Regions from separate parts of the Homo sapiens genome. Here all the other regions are linked to region 2. Evidence: chromatin loops called from intact Hi-C (ENCODE). Cell type or tissue: Calu3. All regions are shown on one strand. Region 1 has its middle 270 kb from the start of CHD6. Region 2 overlaps LOC101927182 (a long non-coding RNA gene). Region 3 has its middle 49 kb from the start of SRSF6.

What was found. Peaks named below come from ENCODE experiments on the same cell type or tissue, not always from the same donor. Only the 100,000 strongest peaks of a DNase experiment are listed, where the experiment ranks them.
Region 1: it touches region 2 in a loop (2.8-fold over the local background); 1 of 110 quality-filtered maps calls a loop at or near these places.
Region 3: it touches region 2 in a loop (7-fold over the local background); 1 of 110 quality-filtered maps calls a loop at or near these places.

The regions. Positions count from the first base shown.
Region 1 is chr20:41,887,969-41,890,468 of GRCh38, forward strand. No RefSeq gene overlaps it. Among named protein-coding and RNA genes, the nearest start is that of CHD6, 270 kb to the left of the region's middle. RefSeq lists an enhancer at 660-1,296. In Calu3, CTCF peaks have their summits at 1,435 and 1,668; DNase peaks (open chromatin) are centred at 1,393 and 2,093.
Region 2 is chr20:42,017,669-42,020,168 of GRCh38, forward strand. All of the region lies in intron 2 of LOC101927182 (a long non-coding RNA gene), which reads left to right. LOC105372622 (a long non-coding RNA gene) reads right to left here. Exons shown (of 5, transcript XR_001754614.2): 3 at 108-209. Among named protein-coding and RNA genes, the nearest start is that of CHD6, 400 kb to the left of the region's middle. In Calu3, no CTCF peak of the experiment used is centred here; a DNase peak (open chromatin) is centred at 1,483.
Region 3 is chr20:43,407,972-43,410,471 of GRCh38, forward strand. No RefSeq gene overlaps it. Among named protein-coding and RNA genes, the nearest start is that of SRSF6, 49 kb to the right of the region's middle. In Calu3, a CTCF peak has its summit at 1,516 (motif pointing left); a DNase peak (open chromatin) is centred at 1,440.

The DNA of each region.
Region 1 (2,500 bases), 130 kb before region 2:
ATTACATTAATATCCAATGCACGAATGCCAGGTACTGAGGGTCATTGGCAGCATCTTGAAGCTGTCAGCCACATATCCCAACCATGACTGTGATCAGCATACTGTTGGTCATTGTATTCCATTGTTACCGCTGTAATATCTTGGCTATTTCTTTCTCTGCAGCCTTACTACCTCTTTTGTGGTTCATTGTCATCTTTCACCTGGACAGTTGCAAAAGCCTCTTGGCTGGCCTTCCTGCCTTCTGTCTTCCTTCTTCCATCCATGTCCCGTTTCTGGCTTTGTGGCTGAGGCAGGAATGGGTGATGGTGGTGTGTGGTGAGCAAGGAGTCTAGTTCCAGACTGGTCCATTAGAGCATGGGTGGGTCCATTTGCAGAGTTATTACAGTCCAGGTCAGGTATGAGCCCCAGAGGCATGTTCTGGGTGGTGAGGAAGAGGACAGGTAGGAGTGACGAGAGTCTGAGCTTTCACGAGGAGCCTAAGAACCCTGGCTACAGGAGCAGGGGCTTGGAATAGAGGCCCAAAGCAGAAGGCAGAGCTCTGAATGTGGCTTCTTATTGGTGGTTCCATCTTCAGAATGCCATTCTGTGACTGTGCCTTGGAACCGGAATTGGGCACCAGTTGTCACCATGGGCCCTGTTGCACCAGGCAGGCTGCCGCTGGCCGCTGAGTGACCACTTGGTCCACTGCAGCCTCATGCGCCATTCAGCAATATCATTCCTTCCATGCCTTCCACCTGTAGAGACAGAAGGGGCGAGCCAGGAGCAGGGCTCTCCCAAGGCCTCCTTAGTGGCTGTGAGAAATTCGCTGATCTTGTTGGACGTGTCTTGCCAGAGTCTTCTTTCCCTTTGAAACTAAACTTGCTCTATTTTTAGAAAGCACAGAATAGCAGAGAGAACACAGGGTCTGGGGCAGGCAACTCTAAGATTGGAGTCTGTCTCTACTACTGATTACCTGTGTATCCTTGGGAAGTTATTTACCTTCTTTGAGCCTCAGCTTTTTGGTCTGTAAAATGGGGATAGCAAAGCTTACCCCATGAGATAAATATGAGAAAACATTCACAGGTGCATACAGCACAGTGCTTGTTCAATAGCGGGAAATCAAATCAAATGGTTTGGGAAGAGAAGTATGCAGAGCACATAGGGGCTGCCTCAGAGGTGGGTTCTTCAACCACACAGGTGTTGTGGATAGGATCCAGGGCTTCAGGGATGAGAAGCGGGGATTTGGCAGAGAAAGCTGTGGCTGATGTTTCTGGGAGGCAGATTTTGATTCCACACAATGAAAAATTTTCTGCCTTTCAGAGCTTTCCTGAACAAAGTTGCTTTCCTATGGAGGAGGTGAGTTTCTTGTCCTTAGAGGTGTTCAAGCAAAGCCAGAATGGCCACTTGGTGGGGATGTTGCAGAGGGGATAAAATATCAGGGCGATGCTTGCAAGAGAAGATTGCTAAGGTCCTTTCTAATCCCTGGGAATTAACATTTAAGAGAAATCTGAATGTAACAGATATGACATAAATACATGACAGCACTTTCTTAGCTGCAAGTCAGTGTGAGGAAAGGGGTGGTCATTGGATTTCCAAAGGCTGGGGTTTGAAGGCACTGCTGATTTAGGAAGGAGGTGGAGCCACAGCTCACATTTGAAGGGACCTCCTGCAGCTACAGAAATTACTCTTTGGAATAGACAAAGGACATATTGCAGGCAACCTGTGGTTTGTAGCATAGCTGGGGAAATCAGCATCCCAGGAATGGTTGTTACCCACCACTTGGACAGGAAATGTCACAGACAAAGCCTTGTTTTCTGCTGCAGGAATTAAAGTTCAGAGGCAGCTGCAAGAAAATCAATACCAAGCTGCTAAACCCTTAATGAACGACAGCAAAAGGCTGATGGTGTTGCCTAAAACAGCTTTTTTAAAGCTGCTTGTCTGGGGTGAGAGTGTTAACAATAATTGATTGAGCTCCTATGAGGTGTGGTTTCCAGGGTGCAGCTGCGCAATGTAGGGAAATGCATGTTGGATCCAGGAGCAGTCACCACGGGCTCATGTCTTGCTTGGAAGCTTAGTCATCGGGTTACTGAGTCAGTCATTAGTGTTAGCAACTTGGGAGTCCAGTTGTTAGGCCTATATGCATGCAGCCACTCCTCTCCACACCCCACTGGGTCGGGTCCTCTGGCAAAAGATCAATAGCCAGATCAGAATCAAAGTTCCTGTTTTAGCCATGATTGAACAAGTGCTCCAGGTCCCAATTCATTGCCCTCTGGGAGAAGCAGAGCTCGAGAAACTTGTTCTGGCTGCTAGGCTTAACTAGGCTTCCTGTTTCCTACTCACTTTTGCTTAAATCGGAGGTTTTTTTGTTCTGTTTTGTTTTTTTCAAACAAACCTATAACTCGACAGAGAAAATGAACAACCTGGCAGAAGGGAGGGCAAGGGTATATGGCACACCACCCATCGGTGAAGTGGAGCTCAGTAAATGCCACCCCCTGAATGACCCCATTAGCCATTCCTCCTC
Region 2 (2,500 bases):
AGCTTGCATGGATAACCTCTCTTTATTTTAGCAATAAAAATAATAAAATAGTTACTATTTAGTAAACATATACTCCGTACCTTATAAACATTATCTTTCACACTAACCTGGAAAAGGAAATGCTGTTATTTGTGTTTCACAGGTGGTGGAGAGGTTGGGCAGTCAAATTGGATGGCAGTACTCTGCTCAAGAGTGGCAGGCTAAAAAATCTAGAATATGATTGTATTTATTTTTTAGGGTATCATCAAAATGAAAATATACAAACATGCATATATGTACAAGCATACAAATAATACATATGCATCTATCTATCTATCTATCTATCTATCTATCTATCTATCTATCTATCTGTCTATCTATCTCTTCCTTTTTTCCTATCTACGTACCTACTTGAGAATTTGAGAATCCCCTTCTGATTGAGAAATAACATTCCTGGCACATCGCCTTCCTCTGTCTTCTGTCAAGCCCACCATGTCTCTGTATCTGTCTTTCATTGTCTTTGTGTGTCTCTCTCTCTGCTCCTTCTCTTGCTCCTCTACCCTATCCTTTCCTCTTCCCTTCCTTTGTGGCCCCAAAGCCTGCATGCTTCTTGTTCTGCAGTGCCTGTTCAAACTCCTAGCAAGGTTCAAACTCCTAGCAAGGTTCAAACTCCTAGCAAGGCAGGATGTGCCATGTGACCCTAGTTTTTGCAGATAAATAGCTTATTTAAATCGGAAACCAGACTCTAATCCCTTCTGTGGGCTGGGTTGATGGATGGACGCAATTACAGTCAGTTTTCTTCCATTAGGGCCCTGCTGGCCCCAGGTACTGGCAGCTCTCTATGGGACTGGTTAGTTATGGTTGGAATAGCAATGGTAAAGGCCCAAAGTGGTGGGGCTTGGCAGCAGACCTCAGAGACTGAGCACTGAGACTTGGCAGTTGCCAGGGTTCAATACATTCCTGTTGGAGCTTGTTTGGCTTGGTCCCTTACCCTGGGGCCTTGCACCTGCAGAGTTGTGCACTGTTTAGGGGCTTCCTGCCTATGTGAGGGTGCCCACAGGCTTTGAGTGCCTTTCTAATGGCCAGGAGTTTGAGCTCTGGAGTCAGACTGCGTGGATTCAGCTCTTGGGCCTCTACCAGGAGACTTCCCAGGTGACTTTGGGCAAAGAATTCCTCTCTGTGTTTCAGTTTCCTCATCTATAAAATGGGGACAAAAGTAAGACCTACCTCATAAGGTTGTTGTGAGTGTCAAATGATATAATTAAGGAAAAGTACTTAGCAGGGTCCCTGGCACATAGTAAGAACTCAAGAAATGCTAATTATGATCATGAGTGTCAGGTGTATTGCCTTCTTCAGCCCTCACAATCAGCCTGTAAGGTAGAAATTAAGTCCATTTTACAGTGGATGAAACAGAGGCTCAAACATATGAAATTACACAGGTGGAGGGTCAGGGAGCCAGGACTGGAGTTGAAGTATGTAAACCCTAAGCTCAATGCACCTTCTGCTGCCCTCTACTGGGTGCCTTCTGGCCACCCTACTCTTTGCCTCATGATGATGTCAGAATTGAGGCACAACAGAATTGATGTCACAGTCTTCTTTGTCCATGAACTTTTTGTTTCTGCCCACTGAATACAGGGTCTTAAATCCCACAGTTTTTTTGGAGTAGATTAGGCATGTTCAGGTACATAGTCCCAAAGAGGATGATGCTGTCATAGGACAGCCTGGCCTGGCACTTGGGGCCCTTGACTTCTCATTCTGGTTCTGCTACTAATGTTTTATGTAACCTTCAGAAACCCTTCCCCTCTCTGAGACTCAGTTTCCCTATATGGAAAATTGCCTTACCAATTCCCCTTCTAGGTATCTGTTAATTCTGTAGAAACACTCAAGCTCTGGGGGCACAGATGCATGTGCTAGGAGTGTTCAATGCAACACTGCTCATAATAGTCAAATATTGGAAACAATAATTATCCACCAAACTATTGTAGCAAATAAAGACAATGAAGGGCAACTCTATGTACTGGCATGCAAATATGAGAAAACATGGAGAGATATATTGTTGAATACCAAGAGCAAGTGACAGGACTGTATATCCAGCGTGAGTCTATTTATCTAAATAAAATTATCCCTGAACTCTACATATGTATAGGAATATATAGGCACATGCATTAAAAAAACTGTGAAAGAGACACAACAGACTATTAATGTTACTTCTGGGGAGAAGAAAGGGATGGAAGTGGTGGTGGTTAATGGGGGGGGACTTTGACTTTCACTTTTTATTTTATATATCTGGGTATAACTTTAATTTTTTCTTTTTTGAGGTGGAGTCTCTCTGTGTCTCCCAGGCTGGAGTGCAGTGGTGCAATCTCAGCTCACTGCAGCCTCCACCTCCCGGGTTCAAACGATTCTCCTGCCTCAGCCTCCAAAGTAGCTGGGTTTACAGGCATGCACCACCACACTCAGCTAATTTTTGTATTTTTTTTTTTAGTAGAGACAGGGTTTCACCACATCGGCCAGGCTGGTC
Region 3 (2,500 bases), 1.4 Mb after region 2:
AATTAAATCTGTTTTCTTTATAAATTACCCAGTGTCCAGTAGTTCTTTATAGCAGTGTTACAACGACTAATTTAGTGAATATAAAATATTACATTCTCCTTAATTTCTAAATGCTTCTAACTCTTTAAAGTAAAAATTATAACATTGTATTGTGGGAGTTTTAATGTTTTTATACATTATATATGAAAATACAGCATAAAGGTTGGGGGTAAACTGATGTGTATAGTTGTAAGGCTCTTAAATTTTGTGTGAAGTGGTAAAATATTTATATCTACGTAGAATGTAGACTCTAAGCTAAGAATGAATATTGTAATCACTAAGCAACCACTTTAAAACATAGAAAGAGGTGTAGCTAGAATGCCAATTAACAAATTAAAATGGAGTTCCAAAAATTTATTTTAACCCATAAGAAGGCCAAAAAGGATGAAGAGAGGAAAAATGTATATACAAAACAAACAAGTAATAAAATGGTAGATCTATATCAAATTATGTCCATAATTACATTATCTGTAAATGGACTAAACACTCCAGCGAAAAAGCAGAGAAGGCAGGATTAAAAAACAATAACAAGGAGAATCTATATCCAACTACAAGAGATACACTTTAAATGTTACAATACAGATAGCTGAAAGGAAAGAGATGAGAAAAGATACATTATACAGCATCCAATCAGGGCATAAGAAAGCTAGAATAAGGGCTAGGTTAATTTCAAATGGAGTAGACTTTAAGACAGAGATAAAAAGGGACATTTCATGGTGGTAAAATGGTCCATTTTCATCAAGAGAACAAAAATCAGAATTGCATCTAACGATAGAGCTTAAAAATGCATGAAACAAAAATTGACAAAACCTGGACTCCCAGTTACAAAATCGCAGTGCAGAAGCAAGCTGGTTTCACTCCCCACCCCCCACAGAAAACCAAAAACAAATATATAGCACCAAGATTATCACCAGCAATATACCATAACTCAAATATGAGGATGAGACAGTTCCTGGGACTACAGAGAAGTGAAAAAACTCTGAGCCGACAGTCAGAGGATCAGACTTCCATATCCATAATGCTCTGCCCTCCGATCTGCCCAGCACCAAACACATGGAAATCTTCCCCCTGACTCACAGCTTCTACACTGGAAACACTAAGATTGAGGCGTTTGATCTATTTCCCCACCATCCTGCGTTCTTTGGCAGGAGACCTGCCTCTGCCCCAAGTCACAGGAAGCATTGAGAGTGCCTAGAAAGAGAAATGCCCCTAAGGACAGTCAGAGACAAATGGCAAAGGTGGGACTTACTATCCCCAGCTTAGAAAACTCTGCTCTGGACGTTGGCCAAAGGAGATACCAAATCAGAGTGGCTGTTCATCATCACCACACGGGAGGAGGTTCGTTTCACAGGTTCCCTGTTCGCAAACCCCTGGAAAGCTTCCCACGCTGCCAGGCTATCCCTTTTGGAGCCTCACCCGTTTGGGAACAGGCAGCAATCTGATTTACTACAACTGAGGCAAACTTGAGCTTAAGGCGCCATCTAGTGCCAAAAAGGAGGCAGTGATCTAGAGGGAAAAACAAAAGAAACATAATTAACAGGTAAATTACAAAGACTCTCTAAGCAAACATATCCCCCAAAAAACCAAAACAAGCCAGACAGGGAAGTCTGGAATAAATAACTAATCCTTTAATGCAGAGAAATAGACATCCATGCACAAGAAACAACAGCAAACAGGCAGCTGCGTGTGGTGGAGCACACATGCAGTCCCAGCTACTCAGGAGCCTGAGCCTGAGACCAGGAGTTCAAGGCCACCTTGAACTAAGAATACATTACTGCACTCCAGCCTGGGTGACAGAACAAGACCCTCTGTCTCAAAAAAAAAAAAAAATCTCTCCTCGCCAAAAAAAAAAAAAAAAAAAAAACCCAGGACTAGATGGATTCACAGCCCAATTCCACCAGATGTGCAAAGAAGAACTAGTACCAATCCTACTGAAGCTACTCCAAAAAACGGAAGGGGGGAATACACCCTAACTCATTCTACAAAGTTATTGTCACCCTGATACCAAAGCCAGGCAAGGACACAACAACAACAAAAAAGAAAACTACAGATCAATATCCCTGATGGACATAGACACAAAATTCCTTCACAAAATATTAGCAAACCAAATTCAACAGCACATCAAAAAGATAATGCACCAAGAGCAAGTGGGTTTTATTGCAGGAATGCGAAGATGGTTCAACATATGCAAATCAATAAATGTGACTAACCACATAAACAGGATTAAAAACAAAAACCAGATTATTATGTCAATAAATACAGAAAAAGTATTTGATAAGAGTCATCAGTCCTTCATGATAAAAACCCTCAACAAACTAGACATAGAAGAAACATACCTCAAAATAATAAAAGCCATGTAAAACAAACCCACAGCCAACATTATACTGAATGGGGAAATGTTCCCTCTAAGAACTGAAACAAGACAAGGATGCCTACTTTCACACTCTTATTCAACATCTGG